Linked DNA regions of Mus musculus: all the other regions are linked to region 1. The links are chromatin loops, found by intact Hi-C in ENCODE. Cell type or tissue: heart. All regions are shown on one strand. Links, peaks and the distances in the headings refer to the core of each region. The heading gives the core; the rest is flanking DNA. Region 1 holds the start of Slc23a2 (solute carrier family 23 (nucleobase transporters), member 2). Region 2 holds the start of Tmem230 (transmembrane protein 230). Region 3 overlaps Gm14051 (a long non-coding RNA gene).

Region 1 (10,708 bases), core at 881-8,880:
AGTTAAGGGCACTGAGAAGATACAAAGTTTACATCTGGAGACAGGAAGAGATCCCATTTGCCTCATTTCCTGACTGGAGTATGACATGTTTGGGCACGACGTCACACACCGGGAAGCTGCCCCTCAGCCACTTTTGTTCCAGGTGTCAGGCAGGAGCCTCTGTTGTCTGTCTGTCTGTCTGTCTGTCTGTCTTCCTCCATGACATACTCTTCCTCCTCTTCTTTCTCCTACCGTCCTCCTGTCTAGCCGTGCCTTGGAATCCAGTCAATTCTTACTGTCTCCCCACAGTAAATCACCATGGTTTGACCTGCCCACCACCTCAGCCCTACCCTATCCACACCAATTCTCAAACAGCAATGGCTAGACAAATGTCCTTGTTAGGACTGAAATCAGGGCCAGGGGTGAAGTTCTGCAGAACCCCTGCTTAACATGCCAAAGCCCTGGGTTCAATTCCCAGCATGAAAATTAAAGATAGCCCTATCCATACTCTGCTCTATGGAGTGAACTGTTTTGCTCTTCCAACTAAAGAAATCATGTACCGAGCTCCTAACCCCTACAATGTGCTCAGATTCAGAGAACACTTTTAGTTGATAATTAAGGTTAAATAAGGTCTTACTATAAGGGGGACTCAATCTAGTAAGATTATAAGAATAGCACTGGCACGGAATTTAGTGGTACAGTGCGCACAAGATCCTAGGTTCAATTCTTAGCTCTGGAGCGGGAGGGAGAGAAAAGACACTAGGAAACGGTCATGTGAGTACCACTTGATGAGAAAGTGGCTGTCTATGAGCCAGACAGAAGCTCTCATCAGAACTAGGTTACCCAGAACCTTGACCTCCGACTTCCCAGTCTCCAGAACTGTGAGAAATAAATGACTGTTTTAACCCCTCCCAAGCGGATGGACGCACCGTGCCAGCAGTGTGAGCAGACTAGCTCGGGCCCCTCGTCCTTTCTGCTCCCGTCCCCACGCTGCCAGCCTCCCTCAGGCCTCCTAAGATGTTTTCCAAGTCCTGTTTTCTGACTCCTCCACTAGAGAGTGCCACATTCAAAAAACCAAGTACCATCAAACTCTCCAGGGTTCCTCCCTGCAGCATCTGACCACACAGATTACCGCCCTGAAAAAAGCAGGCAGTCCAGCAATGGATGAGACGTAGATGAATGCCTGAGACTGGGATCAGGTGAAGGGAAAATCCTCGAAGTCCTTTGAGGCCAGCCTGGGCAACCTAGCAAGATTCAGTGTCAGGATAAAGAGTAAAAGGCCCATGAAAGTTTCAAGCTGAAAGCAGCCCTTAATTATGAAGTCGCCAACAACCTAGAACCTGGGACACGATAGAAGCAGCCAAGCCAGGAGGAGAATGGCAAGGATATGGAGAGCGCACACAAAGGGCTCCTTTAAACCTACCGGCTTCACAGGCTTAACCTGGTCAAGAAGGACAGATGTAAAAGAACTCCAGACCACACACACACACACACACACACACACACACACACACACACCTCACCAGAGAACTGGAGGAGTGGTGGGGTAAGAGAGTGAATGAATGAGAGACCAAAGAACTCTGGGGAAGACTTAAGAAACATGAGGGTAAACTAGGCAGTGGCGGCCACAGTGGCATGTGCCTTTAATCCTACCACTGAAGGCAAAGGCAAGCAGAGTTCTGTATTCAAGGTCAGCCTGTTCTACAGAGTGAGTTCCAGGACAGCATGGGCTACAGAGAAACCCTATCTTGAAAAAAATAAAAATTTTTTTTTAAAGTATGAGAGTAAATAGGGTTTTCTAAGCTTACACTTATCGGTTCAAAATGCCATAAAAAGACAAATTACTGGTGAAGAGTTAATTTTCTTAACCAAAATGACAAAACTCCTTAAACTATCAGTGGGATCAAATCCAGAACCCCTGATGGCGCCCAGGTTTCTTTAGAAACACGGTGGAGTTGATGACAGCTGACTCAGTACTTCCCATAACCAAGGAACTAACTAAACCTTACACCTTTTGAGTACAGATGCCGTGGTTTTAATTCAAGAATGGTTTGTTCAGTAGCAGCTGCCACCTAATTAACAGAAGAATTGGGGGGGGGGGCACACAAGCTTACCAATGAGACAAAAAGCCTATTCCAAAATATAGACCCACTAGACTGCTATACAAACGAGGGAGGCAGTATGGCATTCAAAACTTCTTAAACCAAGGGGACTGGAGAGATGGCTCAGTGGTTAAAGTGCACTGGTGCTCTTCCAGAGTTCCTGAGTTCAATTCCCAGCAACCACACGGTGGCTCACAACCATCTGTAATGGGATCCGATGCCCTCTTCTGGTGTGTCTGAAAACAGCTACAGTGTACTCATATACATTACATAAATCTTGTTTGTTTGGTTTTTTTTGGTTTTTTTTCGAGGCAGGGTTTCTCTGTGTAGCTCTGGCTGTCCTGAACTCACTGTGTAGACCAGGCTGGCCTCAAACTCAGAAATTTGCCTGCCTCTGCCTCCCAAGTTCTGGGATCAAAAGCATGCGGCGCATTAAATAAATCTGAAAACAAACAAACAAACAAACAAAAACCCCACAACTATCTAAACCATATACAACACTAATTTTTTTTCTTTTTGAGACCATTACATTTCTCCTTTCCCTTTCCTACTTTCAAACCCTCCCATGTACCTCTCCCCAATCTCCTTTAAATTCAGGGCCTCTTTTCTCACTAATTATTATAGTATGCATATATGTACATATATATATACATATATGTGTGTGTGTGTGTGTGTGTGTGCGCACACATACATATACCTACATATAACTGTTCAGTTACTTGTATGTGTGTTGTCAGGGCTGACCGTTTGGCACTGAACAGCCGACTGGTACTGTCCCTGGGAGGACCACCTCTGCCACTCCCGGCTTTCTGCGGTTGCCTACAGCTCTCGGTGTGGGGCTGAAGCCTCGTGGACCTTTTCCCATCCTCTTTAGCATGTTCACTGGTGTCGTCCTGGCTCAGCTCACACCTGGACAGTCATATTGATTCAAGTACTTTTTAAAAAAAGAAAAAAACGTGTGTGGGTGGTGTCCCCGGAGCGTGCTGTCTCAGGTGTGTGCAGTGTTCATACCACAGAGGCCAGAAGAGGGCACTGGAGTCCCTGGAGTTAACGATGATTGTGAGACATCGTGTAGGTGCTGGGAATTAAATCCAGATCCTGTAATTTAAGAAAACAAGGGGGGGAGGGAGAGCAGCCAGTGCTCTTAACTGCTGAGCCATCTCTCCAGCCCTCTAGTTTGTTTTTAACTTTCTTGTTGGACATGGTGGTACGCACACACCTTTAGTCTCACTACTGGGATGTGGTAGATCTATGAATTCCAGCCAGCCGCGGCTGCATATAAAGACCTTGTCTCAAAATAAATCAATATTCTGTGTAGTTTTACAAGGCTAGGCCTTGCCCTTTATCCCAGGCTGGCCTGTCTTCTTCCCATCTCCACCAGCTGGGCTGAGTTGCTAAGATTATACATTTACATCACCACACCCAGCCTAATTGCTTTTTAGTAGAGGTTTTAATCTCAGCATAATGTGCCATACTCAGAAAACTAAGTACCAGGCAAGTATCTGGAGTAAGGGGCAAGGGGTGGAACTTTAAACTGGACCTTAGAAGCTCTCCCTGACTTTGAGGCTGGCCTGGAGCAAGTTTCAGGTCAGCCAGGACAAAAAGAAAAAAAAAAAAAAATGCCACTCAAACACCCACTTTCTTTCCTCCCTTTTTTTTTTTTTTTTTTTAAGGTGGTGGTGGTCAAGACAAGGCTTCTCTGTGTAGCCCTGGCTGCCCCGAAACTCACTCTGTAGAGCAGGCTGGCCTTGAACTCAGAAATCCTGCCTGTGACTCCTGAGTGCTGGGATTAAGGATTCGTGCCACCACCGCCGGGCAAACACCTACTTTCTTACAGAAATTACTTCCCACAAGAATAAAACAGTGGTGGGAGTCGGGGTGATGGAAATACTCTGGTATAAAAAGAAAGAATCAGTTAACAGTTGAGCAAAAGACATTGTCTAGAGAACAGATACCTCATGCCTCGCTGATGTCTGCCTGAGGATGCTCAGGGCCTCCTTTTAACTAACTACCAGGTGTGTCATGAGTGCTAACACGGTGGACAGCCTCAACTGCCCAAAGCTATTAACTTTTGGATGAGCTAAGCATAGAGAGTAGTTCTAAAGTGACCCTGATAAGGTCAACTATAACCCAGCAGAGAATCCTGAACTTCTAAGAGGTGAAGAAGGCCTCTCACAAACTTCACCAGAGTCAAACACCTTAAAGGAGCAGGCCAGCAAAGTCACACAAGATGAAAGGGCAGATGAGAGAAACGGAGCAGGTGAGGCCTCAGCCCAATAGCACTCAAACAAAAAACAGAAAAATTTCAGCCACCTAGCCTAGCCTTCAGAAAGGAGAAAACTGCCTAAGGGAAGTCACATGGCCAGTTAATGACAGCTCAAACCAGGCTGTCTCAGGACTCAGATACCAGATCCTCACATCCCTGGCCGCCTTAGTTCAGAGGACCCAAGCGTCAGAAGGGATAGCATCTTCGCCATCATCCGGTCTCCCAGCACCGCAAAAAGCAGACTAACAGCTACTACAAATGCCCCAACCCCAAGTAGCCTTCAAAAAGCTAACTTTCTTCCCTGTGCACTTGCCCTCACCCCTTGCGCTGAAAATCAGGAGTTTCCCATCAGACCCGCTTAAAGCCCCTCATCCGGAATGAAGGCCGAGTTCCCATAGGCTACACATCTAATGGGACATCTCCGGCCAAACGATGAAGACAATTCTTCACCTTCAAGTTATCACACTCCAATGTCAATTTCTCGGTCAAGAGCGCAGGCAACAAGGCGACCCCGGACCCCTGCGGGGCAGGCCAGCGTGAAAGGTCGCAAGGTTGGTGCAGCGGCATCTAAAATTACTCCGTGTCGCCTTCCGCAAAGAGGGAAGGAAGCCAGACTGGAAACAGCACCGCCATCCCCCGCCCCTCGGGCTGACCCTGAATCCCCGGGCGCGGGGATGCGGGGCGCACCACCTGGGGAGGGGCGCGCAGCAAGCCACGCAGCACGGCGAGCCCACGGTGGCTGTCCCGGGGGCACCCGGCGGGGCGGCAGTGAGCGCCGGGGACGCACGGCCTGACACTGCAGCCGGGGCCGCCGGGCCGCGCGAGCCGGCGTGGGGGCGCAGGCCGCGCCGCGGGTGGGTGACAGCGCGCGGGGGCCGCGCGGGCCGGCCTCGTGGGCTCGGCGAGCAACCGGGGCTGCCGGCAGGTGCTGCCGCGGACCCGGCGTGGGGCGTGGGGCGCGGCGGCCCGGCTCTCACCTGCCTGCAGCTCGCTGGGCTCGCGTCCCGCCGATCGCACCGCTCGCGCCGCAGTGCCTGCCGCCGCCTTGGGTCCCCGCGGCAGCCGCCTGCAAAATGGCGCCGCGGAGGGGCGGGCCGGGGGCGGGAGCCGCGCAGCCGCCCGCCCCGCGCGCCGGCCCCTCCCCGCCCGACCCCCGGCTCCGCCCGCGCGCCCCGGGGCGCCGAGCCGCAGACCCTTCCCCACACACCTGCTCCGGGGGGGCCGCCTAGGATGCTCGACGCTCGCAGGCTCTCCCCTTCAGAGCCTCCTTTCTACCCTGCAGGACCCCAAGCCCTGCAGTAGCTGTGGGGTGACAGCGAGAGGGGTGCAGTGTACCCGGCTCAGTGGGTAACCCGCTTTAAAGCAATTTCGCGGCGTATCCAATTGGGCCGTCAGGCTTCCGAACTCGCTGGGGAAAGAGAGCCTCCTTGCTTATGCTGACGCGGGAGAAGACACACCAGGCTTGATTTCTCTGGGGCGTGTGTTCTGATAGAGCGGGTTTGGGGGCAACCTGCTATTCTGTATTTCTCAAGTGTACCCCCCAAGGAATGCCTGCTGGATGGGCACTTAGGCTGTGAGTCAAAAGGCCGCGTGTCAATAAACACATAGCACTTAGGCCGGGCAGTCTTGCCCAGGGGGGCATCATTAAAACTGGGTACCACCCCCAGCGGTGCTGAAACTGAAGTGTGGCTTCGAAATTTGCATTTCCAGGAAGTTTCTAGGTGATGCTGCAGGCGGTGGTCTAAGATACTAACTTGTAACTAAACCACGTTCTTACCTCCACCAAAACAAACAAAACCCTAATAATTAGCTCTCTCTTCTGTCTTCCATCTTGAAACCACTGTCTTGGTTGTTTTTCTAACCCAGTAATTCCTTTCATCCCCAAGCAACTCCGGAGAGCCATAAAGAATGGTCGACCACAGCTGACCTCATCTTTAAAAACAAAAAGCAGATTTTATTCCTGAATTGTTTATGTTTGGCAGTCTTGAGGACTGGTAGCACACTGATCAATAGAGGCATGCCGTAACCAGCAAAGACGGGCATTTTATAAAGTAGGCTAGTGCGGACGAGCTGAGAGAATCAATATATAATTCTCTAAGTCTCACACTAAAATAAAACCAGTGAGGCTTAGTGGTGCACACCTGTAATCCCGGCATTTTGCAGGCAGAGGCAGGAAGACGATGAATTTGAAGTCAGCCTGGGCTACTTAGACTCCTGTCTCAAAAAAAAAAAAAAAAAAAAAAAAAACCCTAAAAAACAGTAAGTTGAATTGTAAAATCCAGCATACCCTGGAAGACCATAGGTTAGTATTTCATCTTCACTGAAGATGAAGAAAAGAGATGATTCTGTAACCAGCACCAGAGAAGCACACAACTCTTTCTATGCCAGAGTTTCCAGCCACCCTTAAAAACATAATGTGTGTGTTCTGCTCCACAATATGGAACCTTTTGGAATAGAAGGCCTGTTCCAAGATCAAGAACCCCTGATCTTTTCAGTTCATCTCTTTTCTTCATTTCCCCCCATATATATTGTCTCCCACTCCCTAACTCCCCCTTTATAGTTTTACCTCCAATCCTAAAGCACTACCTCACTCCGGGTTTCCCCCCTCCCTCCCTGGTTTCCTGCATCTCTTCCTCCCCCACCCTCCGCACTCAACAAGCACTATAAAGCACCATCAGTCTCCCGCTTTCTCAGACGTCATCTGTGACCTTCTAAGTGCCAAATCCTTTTGCCTGTTTACAGATCTTTTTTTTTTTTTTTTCCTTCCTTGGCTTAGTAACATTCCATTGACTAACCCCCTCCTGGAGATGTTTTTATGTGATAAAGCCACTCAGCCTTCCTGACTGTCCCACTCTTTTCCACCCAGGTTGGTGATGGAAGGATTTCTCAGGTGTGGGCTTCTAAAGACGTTGGTCCCCTTGATGCCCTTTTCTCCTCAGGCTCCCCATGCTCTCTGCTTCTCACCACCCTCTTCCCCCATTACCTCTCTTTCCAGACCAGTCATTTCTGAACTTCTAGACACACTTCCCAAATGTTTCCAGAAACTATAAATGCCCCATTTGTGTGTGCCCCCCCCCCAGAGTGTACATGTACCGAGTCAAAAACTGTCGATCAAAACTTTCCAAGCATTGGCGAGATTCCTGATTTGATAGTGCCAAGATAATTATTTAGGGCACTTTTGTACTGAATGTATGCAGAGCCTTCCCTGTGTCTCTCTGTCCTTCACAGAACACAATTATTTACATGGTATTTGCATTGCCTTCGGAAGTACAATAGTCTAGAGAGGTTTCTGTAGGTTACAGGCAAACAGTGTATATAAAGATTACCAGACTAGCCTAGCTGAAGCTTTCTGTGCCCTGGGGCCAGGGGTCCTGAAACCAGCCACTCCCCTGCACTGCAGTCATCCCTAGTCTCATCTTTCCTTCACAGAGTGTTCTTTATCTGAGTTCTCTGTTTTTGCTACCCCAAACCCTGAAGTTGTCTTTGACGCTGTGTCCACTCAGTCACCTGCAGTCAGCTTGAACAGGGGAAGTGTTCTGTACCTGCAGATACCGTCTCTTGTTTTTAACTCTCCAACCTCTTAAGAGCTGCCTCCCAAAACCATCTTTGTTATCATCTCAAAACACAACTGACCATTTGACATCCCTTCTGAGAATCCTTTGGGGCCCCTTTGTCTAAATAATGACCCAGCAAAGATAAACAGAATCTAGTCTCTTCCAAAGCATAACATTCAAGACCCTTGACTTTTTAATCTCACGCCCTCCCTTTCTTTCTGGACAAAGTACTACATTTTACCACTGGTGAACAGGAGGTGACATCAAGGGTTTCCCTGACTTCAACTTTTCAAGGCTCTAATGAGGACTGAGTGCGGTCATGCATACAAAAGATTCACTCAGTGCAGTGACACACGGGTGACATTTAATTCTTTGGCCTTTTTCAGACACAGTTTGTTTTATGTAAACGCCAGAGAAAATGTTAGAAATACTCTTGAATTTCTAAGTGTGTATAAGGATGGATTAGCTGCCAGCTACAGTCACTCCTATGTATGAGGGTCACTCTTACAAATAAGCATTTTATCGTCATCAATTCAAAAATGACATGGGCATTTTCTTCTCACTTCCTTTCTCTGTGATTTTCTTTCTATTTTTTTTTTTAATTTATTTATTTTTTGGTTTTTCAAGACAGGGTTTCTCTATGTAGCCCTGGCTGTCCTGGAACTCACTGTGTAGACCAGGCTGGCCTTGAACTCAGAAATCCGCCTGCCTCTGCCTCCCAAGTGCTGGGATTAAAGGTGTGCGCCACCACTGCCTGGCCCATGATTTTCCTTTCTTATTACAAGAGCTATAAGCGCTGTTCTGCTCCCCCCAGCCCTCATTAACTTCTCTAAACTCAAATTTACAGAATCCACCAAGAATGTTTTATGACTGGTTAATTTGATTGAAATTCCCCTCATACATAGGAGTGACTGTAGCTGGCAGCTAATCCTTATACACACCTAGAAGTTCAAGAGTATTCTAACATTTTCTCTGGCGTTTACATAAAACAGTGTCTGAAAAAGGCCAAAGAATTAAATGTTTTGTATTTTGTGCATCAAGAGTCAAAAACAAATCCCTGTAGTTTTTGGATTGGTTTTGGTTTTTTTTTGTTTTTTTGTTTTTTTAAATGAAACTCAAAATACAATAAAAGTAATTGTATAATTAAGTATATTCTTTTCCTTTGGGGAGGCAAGGTGTGGAACCCACGTAGGCAAGTGCTCTATCACTGAAATAGTGCCCGACCTCCCCAGTACAGTATTTTGCTAAGATTTTACTTAGGATTCAACTATAAACATACATTCTTAGCTCATACAAAAGCAAACAGTCTGCACCCCATTTCTTGGCCATTAACTCTGACTTGGAGTTGTCTCTTCAGGAAAACTCAGGGAAGACATTTTAATTTTGGAGAGATCAGATTGAGCGATAGGGAAAACCTTCACCTAATACTGGGCAAGTGCTTGCAAGAGACTGAGAATTTAGCACTCACTTGACTTCACCTAACACCCTGTCACTCTCCAGCCCAGGGCAGCTCTGGGACCTGCCTGAAATCACTGCTGCTTTTTGTACCTTTTTTTTTTTTTTTCAGACAAGGTCTCACTACTTACCTCTGACTTGGTTGAAACTAGCTATGTAGACTAGGCTAGCCTCCAATCCCCAAAGACCTAACATAACAGCCTCTGCCTTTTAAATGAAGAGGACTGCCACACCTAGAGACTTTCCTTTCTTTCTCTCTCTTCCTCTTTCTTTCCTCTTTCTTCCTTCCTTCCTTCCTTTCTTTCTTTCTTTCTTTCTTTCTTTCTTTCTTTTCTCCTTCCCTCCTTCCTTTCTTTCTCTCTCTCTCTTTCTTTCTTCCTTTCTTTCTTTCTATTGCAGTGTTCTTCATTGCAGCAGTATTTCAATTAATAAACAAACAAAAGTAATAAGCTGAAAGCAAGCCTGCAATCTCAAATTTTCTGAGGCAGGATGGAGTGTTAAGCCAGCCTAAGTTACATACATAGCAACCTCTGTGCCTCCGGATTGAAAAGTAGAAATGGAACTGTGTGTCACGAAGCTCTCTCCCTGCCTACCCCCATGCGTTCTTTTTGTAAGTTGATGTATAATTCACATGACATAATAGTCTCTATCTAAAAATACAGTTCATTGGTACAACCATTACTACCGCTTCATTTTAGAGCATTCTCAGGTCTGTAATCTCATTTCCCTCCTCTCCCTTCAGCGCCTGATAACCACAAGATCTACACTCTCTCTTTAGATATGTCTACTGTGAACACGGAACAGATAGACTCATCGTATAGGATTTGTTTTGTGGGGTTTTGTTGCGGGAGGGCATAGGGACGATGCCGTTTGTTTGAGACACGGTCTCACTGTATAGCCTGGACTGGCCTGGAACTTGCTATAATAGGCTGGCTTTGAAGTCAGTGATCCACCTGTTCTGCTGAGCGCTGAGGTTAAAGGATACACAGCTATGCCCTGCCCTTTAGTCCTTCCTGACAATACTCGCTATTGTCAGGTTCCCTCATTCTTTGTAGCCTTCACTCCATCCATCTCCAGAATTTTCATCTGCAAATTGAAACTCGATACACTGTGAATGCCAAGAGCCTCTCTCCCCAGTTCCTGGTTACCACGGTTCCACTCTCTTCATGTATTCACCTACTCTAGGCATCTCATACATGGAATCAAACAATTCTCGTCTTTCTTTTTCTTTTCCTTTCTTTTCTTTCTTTCTTTCTTTCTTTCTTTCTTTCTTTCTTCCTTTCTTTTTTTGTTTTTGTTTTTGTTTTTGTTTTGTTTTGTTTTGTTTTCAAGACAGGGTTTCTCTGTATAGC
Region 2 (10,708 bases), core at 1,352-9,351, 100 kb after region 1:
AGATTGATTGATTGGTTGATTTTATATATATGAGTACACTGTGGCTGTCTTCAGACACATCAGAAGAGGGCATCAGATCCCATTAGAGAGGGTTGTGAGCCACCATGTGGTTGCTGGGATTTGAATTCAGGAACCCTGGAAGAGCAGTCAGTGAGTGCTCTTAACTGCTGAGCCATCTCTCCAGCCCCTTAAGCACTCTTTTGACAAAGCAATCTCCCTACCACTTTTTTCAAGTTCTTAGTTTTAAACATAGCACCCTTTTTGTCTTGTCTCTAAGGACTGGATAATATTACTTAAGTGGCAGTGGGGTGTGGTGGCACACACTTCTAGTCTCAGCACTCTGGAGGCAGAGGCAGAGGCAGGAGGATCTCTAAATTAAAGGCCAGCCTGGTCTACATAGTGAATTCTAGGACAGCCAAGGCTTTGTAGAGAGACCCTGTCTTAAAAAAATAAAAATAGGGTTGGAGAGATGGCTCAGTGGTTAAGAGAACTGACTGCTCTTCCAGAGGTTCTCAGTTCAGTTCCTGGCAACCACATGGTGGCTCACAACCATCTGTAATGGGATCCAATGCCCTCTTCTGGTGTGTCTGAAGACAGCTACAATGTACTTATATAAATAAGTAAATCTTAAAAGACAAAAACAAAAGAAAACAACAACAATAAAAACTAACCCAAATAGTGCTTCAGCTGTAATAACATGTGTCAATTGTCACCTCAGAAACTGGATGCTTTATTTTTGCTGCTTGTAACTGTGTAAAGCACCAAAAAGGAACTACATTTTTTCTAGTGTGAGAGAGAAAAAAAATGGATCTGTATTATGGTTAGAATATTGCTTAACTTCTCTCAATGATGACCTATAACTTTAAAATAAAATAAAATAAAATAAATCTTTTCTTCCCTCCCCCAAAAAGAATACTGCTTAGGGTCACACCCCACCCCTGCAAGACAGGGTTTCTTTGTGTAGCATTGGTTATCCTGGAACTCAGAGATCCATCTGCCTCTGCCTCTGCCTCCTGAGTGGTAGGATTAAAGCGGTGTTCCATCATGCCCAGCCTAGTTAGGATAATTTAAGACAGAGAATATATAAACATCCAAGGGAAAGCACCACCAAGCACCACTTAGGGTTTGAATACTGAAACTCAACAGAACTCTTACCAAATCAATGGAAAGAGGAACCCACTTATAAGGTGTAGTGGCCACACACTTACACAAACCTCACTGCTTCACCCCTAACACCCATCAGCACGTCTACACTTCGGTAAAACTACAACCATGGTATGTTAGTCTAGCTACAGCCATGTACTAGTCTGGAAGACTAAACCCAGGCAAAGCTGCATTATTCTAAACTATCTCAGAAGCTATGTGTGCCTACTTACAAGCACCCACCTTCTAAGAATTATGGAGACATTTGCTCAAAGGAGAAAAAAAAAACCCAAACCAAAACTAAAACAAAACAAAAAACCATGCCTTATTATCAGAGGAGAAACTAGATGCGCTTTATTGTTTCTTCTAGTGGAATCCATTGTACTTCTAGAACATAAAAATAGTGTTCTGGCTCATATCTGAAAGACCCATGGCATACTGTCACACGCCCATTAGCTTACCCCTTTGCTGATGTAGCCCGACAGCAGGAGAGAGCCTATGATTATGAGAAAGGTGCCAATCAAAAACAGCACGGTAGCAAGGGCAATGGCCTTATAAGGGATCTTAGGAGGGCTTTTTTTAAACTGGAAGAGAGAGAGAAAAACACAAATGATGAAGAACACTAAGAAAAGACCAGGCCTAAAGTACTCTAGTGCAGGGAGGGTACGTGAGCATCAAAGTGGAAGCTTCGAGTGTCTTAACTATGTCCGTCAGCACTGCACTGGATGTTCACGAGAGTGAAGCATCGTCGGCTGGTCCACAGACCCCACATTACAAACAAGGACATCCCTTTAAAACGATGTTGTCGCCTAGCTGGTGATACGTATTTACTAAGTGCCCATGCGTGGAAGCTGCTACTAACCTGTGGAGGATTAAGAGCACCACACTATACAGACATGAAGAAGTGACTTCTGGGATTGAAGGTGACTTAGCTTACAGTCAGTCAGAAGTTTAGAAACAGAATTTTAGCTTTCTTTTCTGTCTTCCTTTTAAAAGCTGTGTTTTATTTTTAATTATGCGTGGGTATGTACATGTGAGGGCAGATGCCTGTTCAAGCCAGAGGAATTGGATCCTGCAAAAGCTGGAGTTATAGCTTTGTAGGTCACGTAATATGGTTGCTGGGAATCGAACTTGGGTCCTGAGCAACACTGACACTTGTAGGCTAGAGAGATGGCTCTAAGGTCAAAGCACTTGCCTTCCAGATGACCTGAGTTCAGTTCCCAGCACCAACATGGTGACTCACAACATCTGTAACTCCAGTGTCAGAGGGTCCAAGACCCTCTTCTAGCTTCCTGGGGAACTGCATACAACAGGGTACACAGACATACATGCAGGCAAAACATAATACACTTAAATTAAAAAAAAATTTTTTCTAATTTATAAGGAGGAGGGGGGGGCAAGAGCAGACGGCCCAGTGGACAACATTTCTTGCTCTTGCAGAGGACCCAGGTTTCGATCTCAGCACCCACGGTGCTCATAAACATCTGAATCTCTGGTTCCTGGAGATCTGATGTGCTCTTTGGGCCTCCTTGGGCACCAGGCATACACGTGGTACACATGAAAGCAAAACACTCATAGGCATAATACATAAATATATTCATTTCATTACAGTATTTGTGAATACTATTTATTATATATGCAGCGTCTATAATTATATATTTTTATATGATAAATAATTAATAAAATAAATAAAACAGCAGAACAGTATGTGCTCTTAACTGCGTAGCCACCTCTAAAGCTTCCACTTCAGCTTTCCCAAAGCCCCGCATCATAAGTAGATTCAGCTCAAGGTTAAGCTTCAGAGACAGATTAAGGCTGAAATACAGTGTAAGCATGTTATGAAAATGTTACAATGAAACCCACTATTAGTACAAATAACATAAGAACATTTTAAAAAGAAGTAAGAGGCAAACCTTCTAAGGCTCAGCTTGTTACCAGCTCTGACATTACAGGTTTGGAAGCTCCCCAGAGCTACTCTCCCCTCTTCACATAAATGCAAAGAACTATTGATCTGTTTATATTTAAAAGAACGGACTCCTTCCTTAGCTCAGGCGTCACCTAGGCTGTTTTATCCTCAGGGACAGGAGATGCTAATCCTACTCAATACTGGTCAGGAGAGGACACAAACTTACTTGCTTAGATTCTTGTTTGCCATAAAGAATATCTGTATCTGCATCTCATGATGTCAGCAAAGAATTTTCTGGATGAGTCAAATAAAATCTATAACTATGTAGCTTTAGCACTTCAACTGAAACTGGAAATGGAAAACTCTGCAGATATCTGAAACTGCCCTGCTAAGATCCCCTCTCCAAGCTGGGGCTCAAAAGAGCTTGGAAATCAGCTTGTTTCTTGCTGGTCCAGATAGTAGCCAATTTTTTTAATTGATTGATTATGTTACCTGAAGGTCAATGTAGCCATCGTCTGTGCTGGCAAGCCTTGAATATTTGACTTTACTGCTGGGGAGTCCAGTTGCCAGGTTGGTACGAGACGGCATCATAACAGAGTAACACAGCTAGTCTGAAAGGGAAAGACTTGTTGTCTGCAGCAGTCCCAGTACAGCCCAGGAAAGGATGTCAGATACTGTTCCGAGCTGCTGTGCCACATGCTACCCATGGTAGCTTAGGCGTTTCACTGCTTACGGTGACCCGACACTTCTTGTACACACTAAGCATGCTTCCTTTATGGATCTAGGTTGACTTCACAGAAAGACACCAAAGGCACTTCACCAAGAATCAGGCTCTGTTCAATCTGCTACCGATGTTTCTGGCCTAATTTTCTAAAGTCCAATGTTCACATTTTCAACCCCTCCCTTACAGTACTGCCTACCCCTTAACTTTCCTCAGGAGCATAAATTCACATAACTTTTTTGTCTGCCATGAAAGGAGGAGGAGGAGGATAAGGAATGACACACACATCAGCATCGTGTCTACTTCTAGGTGTGGTACGGTTCTATGTACAAATTCTTATCCATGTGGGAAACGCCCTGGCTATCCATACCACACTAGACATCCACGGCCACCTGCCTCTCTGCTCCCATCCCAAGCATGAAACAAGTGAGTTTACATTCCACATCATGTAGCTCCTGAAAAAACGGATCTAAAAATCCGTTTTACTCAAACTATTCAAAGCAGACAGACATAATAAAAATCATAACTACTGAATTATTTGAGAGTAGGTAAAATTTAAAAGCAATGACGTTTAAATCTTAAAAGTTTGAAATTTAAGCTCAGTACTTCAGTAGGTTACTCTAATCCCAACTACTTGGGAAGAAAGGTGTGGATATACGAAGTTGGAGGCCAGTCTGGGCAACATAGGAAGACCAGACACTCTCCCCTACCATAAATGAAATGTGTGGATTCTTTATAAAGTCATACAATTATGTAAACAAAACAGACTATTTTATTTGCAATGGCATTTGAATTCTAAACGCAAAAAGTCCATCTTTAAGAAGAAAACTAAGTGGCCTTCACTGGTGTGATGTTTTGCACATAATCTCCACAATGGCATGTGATATTTTTTCGATCTTAATGAGCTGCCAGACACTGGTATTACAGTCGACCTTAAGTAACTAGCATGCAAAAAACTGGTGTCAAGTGTTTCTGCGTTTTGGTTAATTACATCCTAGTTCAGAAGTACTAAAAAGGAGCAACGGGAATCCATTTACATTTCTAAACCTTAGGTACTAGGTTTTTGATGTTGCCATCCCATAACATGTTTAATTCCTCATATCTAAAAGTTGAAGCTACCAATAAGCAGGATTTTCGAAGCATTAAACCATGCCTGATTTGTATTACAAGTTATAAAGTTATGTACTTTCCACTTATAAACTCGCACCAAAACAAAAACGTTGCAGCACGACAACGAAATGGGAAGATTTGTTTTTCTTAGCAAGGGATTCTAGAGTGGCGTTATCACATAGTAAATGACAACTTAAAAAACTATCAGCCCAAGTTTCTGCTACACTTTTTACCGGCCCCACCACGATTTCTGCCCACCCTCCCGGGCCCACAAGGACCTAAGCGTGGCGCTGTGGACAACCTCTCGTCGCCCTCCGCCGCCGCCAACGTGAACTAACTGTCTCCGGGAAGCAGCCTCGGTGGCAGGGCCAGGTCTCGCGGCTGGCTTCCGGGAGCGCGCGCCCGCCCCCTACCCGCGCTGCGCTCCCCGTTCTCCGTTAGGCGCGCTCGCAAGGCTCGCTCAACAGCCAAGCGGAAGGGGCGGTCTTAAGGACAGCCCAGCGGAAGTGACGTGGCGGATAGAGGCGCACCGGAAGTGCTGTCACCAGGAAATCGTGTCATCGAATCTTGCTTCCAGGGCACATGGCTGGAGGGCTTCATTGCTGTCTTGTTTTATGTTTGGTAGCGTTTCTTTACGTAGCGCAGGCTGTCCTGGAACTCAGGATGCTGATTAGGCTGGCCTCGAACATAAGGTTTGCCTGGGACAAATGGCGAATGCCACCATGCTCAACCGGGTAGCGGCTTGCTTTTGCCCTGGTGACCAGGACCTGCTACCTCCATAGGGTGGGCGGGCGCGTACTTAGGGTCTCACCCACCAGGATCGAGTTCACAGCAAAACTGTTGAGGTTCCAGTCCTGACCCCATGGCCACATCGGTGCACAGCAGAGTCCTGGGTATCCAGAGGGGTGGACAAGGGATACCCACCAGGAATCTTGCCCTGTCCTAAACACCCCTATGCTGACACTGGTCACCACTCACTAATTAGCGTTCTCACAGCCCCAAAATCTTGTTATTACTACCTGATTATTAAACACTACCCAGGTAAGTGTCCTACCTACCAGACACAGCTGAGTTCTAACATTCATCCTCATGAAAGTGACGTCTTGATAAAGCATTCCCACCACTCCAGAGTTCTCTGAGAGCAGTATTTGCAGGCTACTTCCTTCTGCACTTAATTGGCTCAAAGTATTGAACAGTTGTAGCTACTAGGCATGAGCTCTAACCAACAACCTCCCAGAACAAAGCTGTATTGTCTACATACTGTCAAACATGAAATACAAAGGAAAAATATCTTGGGGTCCACAGATAGAGCTTAGTATTTAAAGGCCTTCAAATGTGGCCTCCCGGAACAGAGCAAACAGGCTCTATACTAGCCATGGTTTGAGATCCTGCTGAAATATAGCAAGAACTGAAAATGGTTCCCCACACCAAACCAGGTTAACACACGCATGCTCACTCATACCTGCAAAAGACACACACACATAAAAACTGAGAGGGGAGGTAGGATAATTTGTCACCAAGCTTGAAGAACTTCATTCAACCCCTGGAAGCCAGGGTGCTGGGGTATACCAATTCCTATAAAATTGTCCTGACCCCCACATGAGCCTCACACATACACAATAAATATACTCAAATATTCTTTAGTTTTATGTAGCATATCATGATCAAAACCACAGGGCCTTTTTAACCCTTCTTGGATCAAGTAGCCACGAAGTTTGGGCCTTTGCTTCACTCAAGATGGACTGTATGTAGTCCTGGTTGGCCTAGGGAGAGATTTATCCACCCCACCCCCTGCACTGCCATTAAAGTTGTATTTTAAAAGAGCTACATCCCAAACAAGGCTACCAGAAAACTTTGCACAACGTAATTACATAAACTCAAGAGAAACATTTTTTTATTGCTATCTCCACGATGGAAGAGAGAACAAAAGCCCATTTACCTAACAGGGTATAACTATTCAGTAGCCATGGTACAAAGGCGGCACTGCTCTATGACTTTTCAAATTGTTAACTTTATTTAAATTGAACAATATTTCTTAAAACTGCATTTAGCGTCAAGATCATTGATGAAAATCACCAGTATTTGTAAAGCAGAAACATTCATGTTAACAAAACTAGTTTTTACTTTGGAGCTTATTCTTTAAGCAAATTATGGAGAATGGAGAGAAAAGAAAGTAGGTTATTTACAGAAGATATCTACATATTTTATTTTAATATTTAAGAATACTCAGGTACAAACTTGGTGACAGAAAAGACCTCAGGACACGCTGGCATCTCAGGAGCAATCTTCAAAGGTTTAGTTTTCTCAATTTCTAGCAATGCCTAAGATGCTTCCTCATCTTCAATCTTGGGAGCCAAATAATACTTTAAGTGTCCCATGTCAGCAATTTTATACTCTACAACTGAAAGACAGGAAAAATTAAACCACCGAATACTATAAATACCACATTACAAAACAATGTTCAAACTTATCATCTTACCAAGGGGCACATCTGCAGACATACTGAGTGTTACTGTAGGAGACAGTGGAGTGGCTTTTGTGAAAAAGTTCAGGTACCTCAGAGCAAACGTTAGGTGAACAGGCTCATTCATCTCTATGGTTACCTAGAGGAGAAAACAGGCTCACTGTAGACATCAGAAACTCACACTATTAGATCACGGTATTATACCACAAAGCAAAACAAATAGTTATCATTTTGGAAGGGTTGATGAAAACCTTGACTAAAGAAGAAAAAAGTCTAGCTTGCCCATCCTGTAGAGCCACACCCCAAGCAATCAAAACAAAGGAGAAAGTTGTTCCTATTCAGATTGTACATACTTCTCTTGCAAAGAATGCATGAAGAGAGGAAGATAACACATAACCACTTCCAAAAACAAGAACCAACAGCTGAATGCAAGCTAAGGGACAGTAAACCAGTCTTCATTGTATGATTATCAATTTTATTCAATTCCCAATCCTTGAACATGTGGATACTGAAAAATTCCTTAATTTCTTTTGTTGTGGAAATGCTTGCACATCAGACAAATACTGATGAATTACATGTCAGTATTTGAGAACTGAGGAGCTGAAGTTGATATGGAAGTAGAAATAATTCAGCAGATTAAGGTTAAGAACTAGTTCTTGGGTTGTGTGTTTATCTATGTTCGAATTCTTACACTTTCATTTACTTTAAATTCATGCAGAGGCCAAGTAACACCTTATATTTACCTTAAATACTTGCAGTAAGCACTCTGAATTTCACTATACTAAACCCTAAAAATCCTATTTAGTTCAGACTTCTGTGTGTAATTCTGATGCTCAGGCTAGCTAGCAAAACTTAAAAAAGAAAAAAAAAAGTGTAGCCATGAAATATACATTGGATTCCTGAGAAAAAGCCTCGATTCAGGGATACTTAGAAATTAAAGAGGCCTAGTATGTTCTACTTGAATGAGGAGGACTCGGAGAACATCTTCCTTTGCCTTCCCAATTTCTTCCTCATTCTTTTTGAGCTAGATTTTCTGCCAGGTTGACTTTAAGCTGAGAATCTTCCTGCTGTAGCTTTGAGTACTACAGTTGTGGGTTTGAGACATCATGCCCAGCTTTCTCTATGGATGTAACTGTCAAGAGCATTTAATACAACTCTTTCCACATTTTGTGAAGTCTTTCTTATTTCCCTTGGGACTGCAAATACTCTTGAACCTGCAACACATAAAGCTACATACACCCCCAACCATTTTCTTTTGCTCACTTGCCAACCCTCACTTATTTGCCAAGAGTATTTCCAGGAAGCAAAAGGCTGTACACTTAGCTTTCCAAATGCTACCTGTAAAAGCTTATGGAGTCGTCTCTGAGCTCTAAGATAGCTTGGTCTACTCAAGACTCCATCTCAAAATGAATGAATAAATAAAAACAAAAGCCGAGGCTCCATCCCTGCTTCAGACACCTAACTGGACGCCCCCTTACTACTCACCGCCTCCTCTTCTTTATCCACATTACTTGTTTGTGACAACTTAATGTTCCCATTGCCAAGCTCTCCACTTGCAGAAAACTTCACCCCATTCTTTGCACAGGATATCACAACAGCATCTCCAATGTGGCTAAGGTCTCGGCATATACGTGCAAATTCACCCGACGGCATCTTTATTACACAGCTGTACTCCTGTTCCTGTAAACCCACAAGTTAAAGGTCAGTCTAGAAAAGGGGGAAGGCTCAGCTTCATGTTCTCAAGATTTAGCATCTTAACCAGAACTCAGAATGCAAGACTTCTGGTTTCTTTAAAACTCAATCAACTTTAGACTGCTGTGGTTTAGTGAAATGGCAGTGTGCCATTCATCCCCAATACCACCACTCCACTCAGAACACGCATCAGCTGGTATCACAGCAGGGTAACACACAATCAGAAACAAGGTAACTCACTGGGATTCCAAGTTGCTCCACATCTAAGTCCATTAACTTCATTTCATAGTCTGAAACTTTCTCTTGATCTACCAAAAGAAGGAAAATGTTACCAAAGCACACCACACGGTCCTATCTATGATGGAAATTTTACAATATTGTTAATATTTTTTTTTGGTTTTGAGAAACAGAAACAACACGTAACTACCGAGTTTTAAAGGTGTTTAACTTACTTGGTGCTTCGAATACTAGTGCTAAGGTGTCTGCATTATCTTCAGCCCTTAATGTAATGATGTCTTCATTACCAGCACATTTTAGAATTTTGGACATGCTAGGGGGGAAAAAAAAAAAGACAGGCTTTATCAACATGTAATCCACATCTATATTTTAAAAAGCAATTACAAGTTGTACCATTTCACACTCACGGTTGGAGAACTGTTAAAGGGGCTAAGGGTACCCCAAACTCTCTCAGGGGTGAAGCAAATTACCGGGTATATGTGATTCTTAAAACCGACTTAGTAAAATGCACTAAAAGCCAACATTCGAGAAAGCATCTTTTTGAGCGGGGTGTCCTTGGTTTCTAGTGTACTGGAGAATGTGCCCCATCACGTCTGGCCTTTTCGTAAATCTTTCAAAATGTATACAAGTGGCACTAATCCATGTATCTGTACTAAAATAAGTCACACACTGTCCTTGAACACGTATACAGGAGGCACTAACCTAGGTAGCTGTAGCAAAGTTAAAAGCTAAAACTGACAGATTTCCCCTCAAATCCATGATGCGCAGTGAGACTCTGGAAGTCAAGAAAAGGTCTATTGTCACTCTAAGTCGACATTACATTTGCACTAAGACTCGTTTATTAGGCGCTAAGACCAGCCACTCAAAGCTGCAGGCATTTAATGAGCACAGCTCCGGAGCACTCATTTTCCCGCGGACTCCCGCTTTGTGGCTTTGGCGCGGAAACAGAGTGGGCGCCACTGCCAGCGCGGGCTTTTCGGAACCGCGCGCTTTGGTGAGGGCTGCCCCCGACACCATAGACCAATCAGAAAGCGCGGATGGCCAAGCCAGCCAATGAGCGTGCAGAGTCACAGCCCCGCCAAGAGCGGAAGCGGGAAGAGTGGGGCCCCGCTCCCGCCACCCGCTCACCTGGTGAGGTTCACGCCCATGGCTAGGTTGCGGTCGCAGCGGTATGTGTCGAAGCCTTCGGAGCGCAGAGTAAGCTGTACCAAGGAGACGTGAGACGAGTCCATGCTCTGCAGGTTCACGCCGCCCGAGCTGACGTCCCAGCAGGCCTCATTGATGAGGTCTTTGAGAGCCTCCAGCACCTTCTTCAGGATGGAGCCCTGGATCAGGCGTGCCTCAAACATGGTGGCGGAGTTGTGGCGACTAGATGAGAGCTACTCTAAGAGGAACGAGGTCTGGCTGCCAAGGTCCCCCGATTCACGATGCAGAA
Region 3 (10,708 bases), core at 833-8,832, 79 kb after region 1:
CTCTAGCTTGTATTGAGCTGACAGAAAACTAGCACAAATGTCTAAAAACTTTCATTTTGGACCTGGTGGTAAACTCCTGTAACCCCAGCTCTCAGGAGGCTGAGGCAAAAAGAACTGTCTAATCAAAGACAGCACAGGCTGCATAGTGAAGCCCTGTCTCCAAAAACAAAAGTTAAGATCTGGAGCAGCACTCGCTTTGGAGGCCGTGAGTGTCTGAAGCCTTTAGGAGACACTAGGTCTTGCCTCTAAGTTAACAGCAGAATGACAGGCAGGCACTGACTCTTCTATAAGAAATCAGGCCAGACATTAAAAACAAGAAATCACTAAACGGTCAGAAATGAAAAGTGTCAGAAAGCAAAAATGGGAGCGTGATGATTCATTTGTCTCCCATTGCCTCCTTGGAGGCCAGAGAGCCCCCTGTTTGGGCCTTCAGAAGGCGACTTGCCTAGGGCATCTACTGTCTGTGTTAGGATCTTCTACATAGAGCCGGACTGTTGAGGTTCACTGGAAATTCAGCAACGGTAAAAGGTTTCTGAATGCACAATGGCCAGAGAATAGAAGACCTAACACATGGAGTGACTGCTGACGATGCTCACCCCGGCTGTGCTTGTAACTTCACTGCAGACTTGGGTCTGAAGCCACAGCCGCACATGGTCTGAAACACTATGAGGTAGATTCCCTGCATGCTTTGCACTGCAGAGGTCTAAATGAGCACACATAGTCATCTGCTCTTAGAGAAACATGAACACTTAATCATAGGAAACAAAGGCTTTAAATCCATGGCTTGAGTTGCTGACTTAGGCTTTATTACTGGTTTTTAAATTGTTTATACAGAAGACTGGAGAGATGGCTCTGTGACTAAGAGTACGAATTGCTCTTACAGAAGACCTTAGATCTGTTCCCAGCACTCGCACTGGGCAGCTCACACTCACCTGGGACCCGGGGGAATCTGATGATTCTGACCTCCAAGGGCACCGGCACATACATCTGTAAGAAATATCAAATACCAGTCTTTTTGTCAAATACTATAAAACAAGGACAAGGAATTAAAAAAAATTTTTTTTTCTTTCAAGACAGGGTTTCTCTGTGTAGCCCTGGCTGTCCTGGAACTCACACTGTAGACCAGGCTGGCCTCGAACTCAGAAATCCACCTGCCTCTGCCTTCCAAGTGCTGGGATTAAAGACGTGTGCCACCACTGCCCAGTGAATTAAAATATTTTTATCTCCCACACATTATAAGATGTTCACACAAGTGTTTTACTTACTGTGACCCAGGAAAACCTTTGCTCTATTCTAGGAATTTATGTCCTGGAGCAGTGTCCCCCTTCTTGGAGCAGTGACCCCCTTCTTGGAGCAGCACCTCCTTTCCCCTTCATCCAACTCCCTTGTGTGCCAATTCTCTTCGGACTAGCCAACCAACTGAATAAGATTGTGAGGTCAGACCCCAGCCAATGGGGAAGAGACACAGCCACCACCTGAAATTAGAATAAAAACTAGATACACTTCCTGTCTCCGTGTGTTTGATTTTCTGAGAGCACCCTCTTGATCAAGAGCAATGTTCGCCTGTCCAGACACTTCAGTTGGAACGGTGGGCCCTTTCTTTTGTGACCTCAAACTTACTTCTAACACCCTCACATAGACACAAACACATACATACACAGACACAGACACAAACACCTACACATGGTTAAGATGATAAATCTTTAAAAAGAGAGTAAAAAAATTAAATTAATTTGACTTGTGATTTGGAGAGAATTCCCAACAGTTTCTGAAATGGCCCTAAACATGTTCTGGTCATTTTATGTTACTAAGTTATGCAAATGGCATCTCAGCACTGTAAAAGTGAAATGTCAATCACCTCTGAAAAACCCTGGAGCCCCCTCTCTGTCTGCAGTGTTGGACATTCAGCCAACACTTCCTTATACAGACAGAATAGCACTAGTGCCATTAATATGCAATTTTGCTTTTGTGTTTAATAAATGTTAAAAATTATATGTATCAAAAATTTGTAGAAATAAATGTTTTATTACTAGTAGATGTTTGATGGTGTCTAATGTGTGTGTGTTATATAGTATATAAATGGAGGTATGAAGACAAATTGTGGGGGTCAGTTTTGTTCTTCCACCCTGTGTGTTCCAGGGATCAAACTCTGGGTTGTTAGGTGGCAGGGACATCTATTTGCTTAGCCATGGGCTCCATATCCTACCATGCTACAAATTTAAGCTACCTCATATCCCTGATCAAAAACCTGCCAGGAGGGCCTGTTATCTCTCATGTTAGTCCCCATTGAGTAAAACTAACCAACTTCTTTCCACTTTGTAATTATGGCGTTTAGAGCAGTTCTCTCTGACCATGGAGATCCTTCCAGGAAAGCCCACATGATTCACGGTGGCCAAAAAGAACAGACCCTGGGATGCTTCTACATGGGGGCTCTTAGAGAAGAATGGGGCATGAACATGAGCTTGAAGCCTCTTGAGAATTTGGCTCCCACCTCCCTGGGCTGTTTGATGATCTAAGAAAGAAGTCAAGTAGCCTTGTAACTGAAGTTCACTCCCGAGAAACAGGTTTATTCCTCTGGCTATTGTGGCCAGCAGACTCAAACAGACTCACTAGAGACCTGAGGAGCCCTCTCTTGGGTTTCTAGGTCAGCCAGTTTGGGGAGGCCAGGAAAAAGACTGTGAAAGAAAAAAAAACGACCCAGCTCATAATCACTGGTGCTTGCAGCCTGCTGGAGAAGGGAGAGAACACTGGAGACCATGCTGACGCAGAAAGAATGGGATGCAGGCCTGGCCGTACCATTCAAACCCTGGGCAGAGGAGTATTCAACACAGCAGTTCCTGAATATCCCTTCTCCATTTTTGTCAACTTGAGTGGTGTTTTTAAATTTTGCACTCTCATGAGCCCGGAATGATTCACTGGCTCTTTTTGGAAGCAGCTGTATTTTGAGATCATTTTCAGGAGTTCTTTAAATATCCTGAACGCTCTACTTACAAGGGTGACTCAAAAAGAATCTTCTCCCCAGGGAGGGGGAAAAGGGAACTGGCGTTGACCGAGTTGACTGTGCACAAGCTTGCTCTGCAGGATGAAAGGGTTCTAGAGGCAAAGTGCACAGCAGTGTGCTTGTTAACACTACAGACCTGCGACTTGAAGTGCTAATGTCGGACCAGCGTCATGGCTCAGACATGACAGTCTGTGCTAGCTTCCCCTCATCCCACACGGGAGGAGACGAGCAGACTCCCCCAGCTGTCTTTGCCACACACACAGGCCACAGTGTGCAGCTGCACGCACACACGCACACTGTAAATAAAGAGGTAATAAATAAATGGATAAATAAATGTGAGTGATTTAGGAAGTGCAACAGTATGCTTTTAAAGCATAATTTTAAAGTTCTGTAGAATGCTAATATACACATATACACATATACACATATATCTGCATTCCTCTAGCTGTGAAGTTAGGGTTGAGTCTATTTTATGGCAATTGTGCCCTAGGAAAACTGTTTGTTGTTGTTGTTTATTGTTTTATTTGTTTGTTTTTCGAGACAGGGTTTCACTGTGTACTCCTGGCTACCCTGGAACTCACTCTGAAGACCAAGCTGGGCTTTGAACTTATAGAGACCCGCTTGCCTCTGCCTCCAGAGTACACCACCGCTACCCAACTGATTTTTGTTTTTGTTTTTTCAAGACAGAATCCTTTTATATGTAGTCTTGGCTATCTTGAAACTCTGCCTGTTGGCCAGGCTGGAACTTGAAGAGATCACTTGCCTCTGCCTCACCAGTGTGGAAATTGAAGGTGTGTGCTACCAACACCCAACTAACACCCAACTAGTAAAGGCGATTTTAAAAAAGAATTCTTTCCCCACAGCACACGACCTCATGGTATTCTGTGTGGTGGTACTTTAGAACTCCATCGTGATCCCAAGCACACCCCAAACATCTGTTCCCTCAGGGACAGGGGGTGCTCTGAGGCAGAGGCTGTGGGCTTGTTTTATGCTCTAGGGGTTGTGTGATGCAAAGACTGGACAGGCATGAGCTGGCTGAGTGGATGGGCCTACCAGATGCATATTATGTATATTCTCTGATTCATTTGCTTCTCTCAGCAAGCATAGGTAACAGCGGCTGGCTTGGAAATTGGAAGTGATACAAACTAAATAAGTCTGCAGTTCTGTGCATTGCATGCTAGCAAGGGGGACACACAGTAAATGTGTGTGTATATACATATATGTGTCTGTGTGTACATATATACATATATAGTGTAGTATATAGTGTAGTATGTAGTATGACAGCTGGTAGTAAGGATTTAGAAGGAAAACAAATCAGATTCAGGGATCAGGAGCACCAAGGATGAAAGCTGACTGACTACTTCACAAATGGACCACATACACACACACACACACACACACACATACACACACACACACACACACACACATACACACACATACACATATACACACACACGCTAGCCCAGCTAACCGAGGGCAGTGTGATCTCAGGCAGGTTAGTAGGGAATCGTACTTAAGGGGGAAAGGAGGATACCAGTACATTAATTATAGCTAGGATCAGTGCTGTTAATATGTGGCTTGTGTGGTCGCGTAGGAACCTATGCTCAGAAGGTCTTAATGTTCTACCACTATCCAGAATTTTTGTTTATTGGTAGATTTTTATTTATTTAATCTGATCTAGGTGCTAGAGATAAAAACTTCTTACACTTGGGTAGCACACACTTACCTGACAGCCATCACCTTTGTCCTGGACTGCTTCTTGTCCACGTTTCTTTTCTATTGATTTTTATGTAGATGTCTATACAAAATCACCATTCTAACTTCTGTATAAATGGCCATTTTAGAATGATATTGCATTGTCATAGGGCAGCATTTCTTCAAGTCCCTCTGGGATTCTTTCTGATTTATGTCATAGCTTTGATTTTTAGATAGTCTTTAAGATAATTATGTGACCCCCCCCCCACTCCTTACTCTTCCTGTGGGTTTCTAATTAGGATAGAATTGCAATTGTAGATAAATGTATGCTTTAGAAAATTGAGTCTAAGTTAACAAAATAATTTTTATGCATCTCAGTAAGGTTCCATGATTTTCATCAAATGGGTTTAAGTAACTTCCCATTAGTTTAATCTTCAAGTGTTTTGTTTCAGCTTTTTGTGAATGAGACTTTGTTGTCCTGCTTAGAAATAAGTAAGATAAGTATTAGTTACATGTTACCATGATGTAGTGGCACCGCCCTCAATTGTGATATTCTCAGCGAGCATCTGTTTTGCTAAATTCTCTTTATTAGTGTTGATCGATTTCTTCTTCCTTCCTTCTTTCCTTCCTTCTTTCCTTCCTTCTTTCCTTCCTTCCTTCCTTCCTTCCTTCCTTCCTTCCTTCCTTCCTTCTTTCCGTCCTTCCTTTCTTTTTCCCCCTCCTCCTCCTCTTCCTCCTCCTCCTTTCAGATGGGATCTCACTGTGTAGTTCTAGCTGTACTAGAACTCACTCATTAAACCAGGCTGGTCTCAAACTCACTGAAATTTGCCTGCCTCTGCCTCCGGAGTGCTGGGATTAAAGGTGTTGGATCACTATGTTTGGCTCTTGTCTTTTGAGGGTCATAATGGGCTTACTTACAAATTGTGATTGGGTTTTCACATTTTCTTTCCTTAGTACTTCTCATTTCTGTAGCAAGAATGAAACTTGCCGAGTTAGAGGATACAATTTTCATTTCCACTATTTTCGGAACCTCATGACCCACTCTTTCTAGCTGGTAGTGCTGAGGGTGTTCTCTGCCCGCTGGCTTAGGGAGGGGTGATACAGCAGAATGCAGGAAAAGGAAGTCAACTTGCCAAGTCTCTGTCCGATTTGGAACAGCACATGAAGTAGAGACCATATGCCAGCTTCCTTGATTCTGACCCAAGTCCCTGGGCTGGGTTGTTATGGATAAGGAGAAGCCCCTATGAGCTTTCAGAGATTCCATAACTAATCAAAGGGCACAATTTCCAGACTGACATCTGGACCAATGGAATTAAAACAGAATGGCTTCCCACCATAGGTGGCTTGAGAAGTGCCTCTTAAGATGAATGAAATGTCTCTAGATTCAGAAGAAAAAAAATGAGTTAGAAGCCAATGTTCAACACTGAAAAATGTTTCTGTACTCTGTCCTCATCTCTGGAAGCCCAGACATTGACATAAATAGACAGTGAGGGATAGGTTGATATAGCTGTCAGAACACTAAGAGACCCCACCCAGACAGACCAAGCAACTGGAATCTCGAGAGATCCACAGCCTTTTCCCTCAGTAGTGTCCAAGGGGGAACAAATGTATCAATTCATCAAGAATTTAAAAACTGTGGGTGCACTTGGGTAGCCCTAAGAGCACAGTTCTCGGGTCAGCAGAATGATCTGACACAGTTCTAGAAGGATACCAGGAACTGGGAAATCCTTGGACACTCCCACCAAGTAGGCACAAATGCTCCTCCATGTCCAGTTGAAGGGCAGAAGCATCTGAGAGACCCAGACCTAACGAAGATTCTCAATGGGAGAACAGGGAGCTAAGGTTAAGCCATTTACACTCTAGACAAGTTACATTTTAGCAAACAGTAGCCTTGTACATGTGTGGGTCCTAGCACTTGAAAGGCAGGGCAAAGTTCAAGGTTAACCTGGGCTATACAGCCTGCTTCAAAAATCAAACAAATCAACCAACCAAAACTCAGGGGCAAGGAGATGGCTCAGTGGGTAAAAGCCCTGCCCACACAAGATCAGAGAGTGCAGGACACAGCTTGCACATCTGCCTGTCATTTTACAAGTGACGATCTGAGTATGCAGGACATAGTGTGTGCATCTGTCATCTTACCGGTCCGGCGGGGAGATGAGAGGCAGAAACAGAAGAACCACCCAGAACTAGCTTCAGGTTGGCTAGCCTGAGCTACGTACCACAGTAGAAGGACAAGGGGGAAATCCTCACCAAGGTGGAAGGCAAGGACCAACTCCCCCAAATTGTCCTCTGAATCCACACACAAAGTTTGGACTCTGTGTGTTCATACGGGTGCACAGGCCACACACACACACACACACACACACACACACACACACACACACACACACAAATAAAAATTTAAAATTAAAACCAACAGACCAGGTCCTGGCTCAGTGGTTAAGAGCACTGACTGCTCTTCTAGAGGTCCTGAGTTCAATTCCCAGCAACCACATGGTGTCTCACAACCATCTGTAAAGAGATCTGATGCCCTCTTCTGGTGTGTCTGAAGACAGTGACAGTGTACTTACATAAAACAAAATATCTTAAAAAAAAAAACAAAAACAAAAAAACAGGCCAAACAAACCAAATACTAGTGTGGACACTCGTGTGTCGGAGGCTTCTCCTCCCTGGGGCTCCCGACACTGTGTGAGGTCCTTGTTCCCAGAGCTGCTGAGAAGGGGGACTACTCCCATCAGTGAATTTCCATCACCTGGAAGGACGGTGACTCATGATGGGAAGTCAAATCCAGTGGAATTTTTTAAATTAAAAAAAGAAGGGGTGGGGAGCCTTATTTCTTTGGAAGTTATCTGTTGTGTAAGATTCACACCCGCTTTGGCCTTTAGCCAGGATGAGAAGCATCTGTAGGCACGCTCACCTTGTTTCTGATTTTAAGGGCAATGCATCTGACATTTCATTAGTCGTGATGTCTGTTGTTATTCATATTTAATGAGGTTAGGCACCATTGTCTGTTGGAAGTTGGGTAGAGTTTACTTTGTCAATACTAAGTCAAGATGGGGAGGCGGCTTAATCTGCTGCATCAAGACAGGTATTCATCTGCTGCAGGTTTTGGTATCCATCAAAATGGCCGTACGATTTTTCTCCTTAACTTATTAAGGCAGGGAAATATAGAACACAACACCCTTGACTTTGCCTACTTGTTATAATCAAAAGCTAGGCTTTATCTTTCACAATTTATTTACAATCTTAAAATCAACACTTGAAAATGAGTTTGGGTAAGATTTTATTTGAGGGTTATATTACGTTTGTAAAGTAAACGGTGATGTATCAAAGCGTTCCTTACAGTCTAGACTCTCAGACTTCCCACAGTCTCAAGGTTTACTGGACATTTTGTACAACATTAGCAACTAGGTCTGAAAACTTAGGGAAGACTTTAAAAGTGTATGCGTGTGCGCATATAAGGGTGAAAGGTCAGATGTGGAGGTCATAGGAGAATCTCAGCAAGCCGCAAGCCCTTGCCCTCCACCTTGTTTGAGATGTGCGCTACCCAGCCTGACTTTACCTGGATTCTGGGGAGATCAGACTCAGGTCCACAAGCTTAAACTGCATGTTACCCACTGAGCCTTCTCCTCAGCCCTGCAGTAAGACTTGTTTTTTAGAGACAGGGTTTCTCTGTGCAGCTTTGGTTGTCCTGTAACTCAATAGGTTACAAGCTGGCCTTGAACTTAGTGAGTGATTGTTCCACCTCTTGAGTGCTGGGATTAAAGGTATGCACCACTATGTAATATTTTTTTGAGGGGTGAAGGTTTTATTATTTTTATGTGTAAGGGTGCTTGGCTAGGTTGTATACCTGCGTACTGAAAGAAAATAAAACTTGAGACCTGTGATTCATGTAATTTATGTCAAATAGCCCAAAGAGTTGTTTGTGAACTTTGAAACCTGGTGCTGAGAACATAGCAGATCAGGCCAGGACATGCCCTGGCAGGCCCGTTGTTATATAGACATTCCTGAGGCTGCTTAGCCATAAAGATAAAGAGAATGACTGCCCAGCGCCTCCCTATCTCCTGCCCTTCTAACCTAAGTTAAATGTTATCTGCATGTACAGTCTGCTGATGTTTAAATGGACCAATCATGTGAAACCATGCCAATTCCTACCCCAGCCCCAGCCCCTTTTCTATAAAAACCCCTAGCTTCCAAACCTCGTGGTCGAATCCACTGTCTCCTGCGTGAGATACGTTTCTACCTGGAGCTCGGCCATTAAACTATCTCACGTTTTTACATCAAGGCATTCTGTACTGTTCTTGATTCTTGGGTGCACGCCGAATCGGGAATTGAGTGGGGGTTTCCCCACTAGGTTCTTTCAGTACCACATGCAAGCAGAACTCACGGAGACTAGAAAAGACATTGGGATTTCCTGAAACTGGAGTTTCAGGTGGTAGTGGAGCCTCTGTGAGGGTCCTGGGTATAGAACCTCAGTCCTCTGGAAGAATAGACAGTGCTCTTAAGTGATGAGGCTTTTCTCCAGCTCCTTGGAAAAACTTTTGCTTGTTTGTTTGTTTATAGAAAGGGTTTCTCTGTGTAGCCCTGGCTGTCCTGGAACTCACTCTGTAGACCAGGCTGGCTCAAACTCAGAAATCCGCCTGCCTTTGTCTCCCAAATGCTGGGATTAAAGGCGTGGACCACCACCACCCGGCTACTTTTTTTGTTGGTTTTTTTTTTTTTTTTTTGTTTTTGATCACCTTTTTCAATCCACTAGAATTTATTTTCCTCAATGACTGATCTGTTCAGACTTCCACTTCTCCCTGTGTCAACTCTTAAACACTCATGAGTGCTTTGCTTAGATGTATGTTGTGCACCATGTGTGTGCCTGGTGCCTACACTGGTCAGTAAAGGACATCGGGTTCCCTGCAGTTGGGGTAAAGGACTGTTGTGAGCTAACATGTGGGTGCTGGCAACAGGGCCTGGGTCCTCTGCAAGAGCAAGAATTCTTAACTACTGAGCCAATTCTCCAGTCCCTTGGAGGGAATTTTAGTAATTGATACTATTTTATAAAGCCCCAGGGTTAACCTCTAGCATTGCCAAACACATTAATTCCAGTGTCTAAACTTTAATGTGTTGTTTTTGAAATGTCTTTGGTTGTTTTGTTTTGTTTTGTTTTTATCTGACAGCAGTATTCCTGGATTCCAGATTGCCCCTGCCAGTGCCTTCTCTCCTACAAATGTTATCTTCTTTGTATGAACTTAATGTTTTGGGTGGCAACTCTCCATTAATTCTCTTCTTCCTTTTGTGCTCTGGAATCTCCTGAGTGCCTCTTCTCCAAGCAGCCTGTTTTTACCTAAAGTCAAGAGCTGAGATAGGGATTTCTCTCCCAAGTCACAAAACTAAGAAGGAAAGCTGTGTTGATTCTGGTCTTACGTGGTAGGTTTAGGTGTGAACTAAAGGAGAAGGAGTGGCTCCCTGTCAGAGCAGAGGCTAGGACCTGTCCTTGACACCAAGGCCTCTCCTGTGATAACCTCTCAGGCACGATGAAGACAGGTAGTGCTCAGGGCTCCCTTGTGATATCATCTGCCACCATCCTGCTGGTGTTGCTGTCTGCCCCAGTCCCCTATAGTACGTTCTTCATCTGGGCAGTATATCCTGGAGTTTCAGACTTGATGCCTGTTTAGACTATGTACTTAACATTTTGTATACCTTTCTCTGTGTAATACATTTCACAAGGAAAAGAGTTTTTAAGAGTATCTTCATGCATTTTTGTCAAAAAAAAGAGAGAGACTGTTTAAAAGAGACCTTTAGTATTTTGCCAGTACAATTTCCTATGTAAGTTAGTTATGTCAAAAGTTGGAAAAACATCAAGAGTATCAAGAAAGCCAGTTGACTGCAGATGACCAGAGCCATCCAGAGATACCTCATAACCCAGCTGTATCTTTTCTGGACAGCAGACAGCCACACACTCTACCCTCACGGTACCCTCAGGGGAGACTCTACATTACTCACAGGCTTTGAGCCTTA

What was found. Peaks named below come from ENCODE experiments on the same cell type or tissue, not always from the same donor. Only the 100,000 strongest peaks of a DNase experiment are listed, where the experiment ranks them.
Region 2: it touches region 1 in a loop (3-fold over the local background); 33 of 42 quality-filtered maps call a loop at or near these places.
Region 3: it touches region 1 in a loop (2.5-fold over the local background); 19 of 42 quality-filtered maps call a loop at or near these places.

Annotation. Positions count from the first base shown.
Region 1 is chr2:132,139,688-132,150,395 of GRCm38, forward strand. It overlaps Slc23a2 (solute carrier family 23 (nucleobase transporters), member 2), which reads right to left and starts at 5,421. Exons shown (of 16, transcript NM_018824.2): 1 at 5,325-5,421. Gm14051 (a long non-coding RNA gene) reads left to right here and starts at 3,892. Exons shown (of 3, transcript XR_866753.3): 1 at 3,892-4,898. In heart, for the core only: CTCF peaks have their summits at 1,018, 2,283 (motif pointing left) and 3,103 (motif pointing right); DNase peaks (open chromatin) are centred at 4,654, 5,024 and 5,664; H3K4me3 peaks cover 2,449 bases; H3K27ac peaks cover 2,189 bases.
Region 2 is chr2:132,242,415-132,253,122 of GRCm38, forward strand. It overlaps Tmem230 (transmembrane protein 230), which reads right to left and starts at 5,374. Exons shown (of 4, transcript NM_027478.3): 1 at 5,159-5,374; 2 at 3,542-3,660; 3 at 1,605-1,727. The coding sequence starts at 3,640. It overlaps Pcna (proliferating cell nuclear antigen), which reads right to left. Exons shown (of 6, transcript NM_011045.2): 1 at 10,402-10,708; 2 at 9,489-9,586; 3 at 9,277-9,344; 4 at 8,830-9,024; 5 at 7,360-7,483; 6 at 6,872-7,281. The coding sequence starts at 10,622. The coding sequence ends at 7,202. In heart, for the core only: a CTCF peak has its summit at 5,276; a DNase peak (open chromatin) is centred at 5,357; H3K4me3 peaks cover 2,919 bases; H3K27ac peaks cover 1,530 bases.
Region 3 is chr2:132,218,750-132,229,457 of GRCm38, forward strand. Gm14051 (a long non-coding RNA gene) reads left to right here. Exons shown (of 3, transcript XR_866753.3): 3 at 1,298-1,503. Among named protein-coding and RNA genes, the nearest start is that of Tmem230, 24 kb to the right of the region's middle. In heart, for the core only: no CTCF peak of the experiment used is centred there; DNase peaks (open chromatin) are centred at 2,992 and 5,802.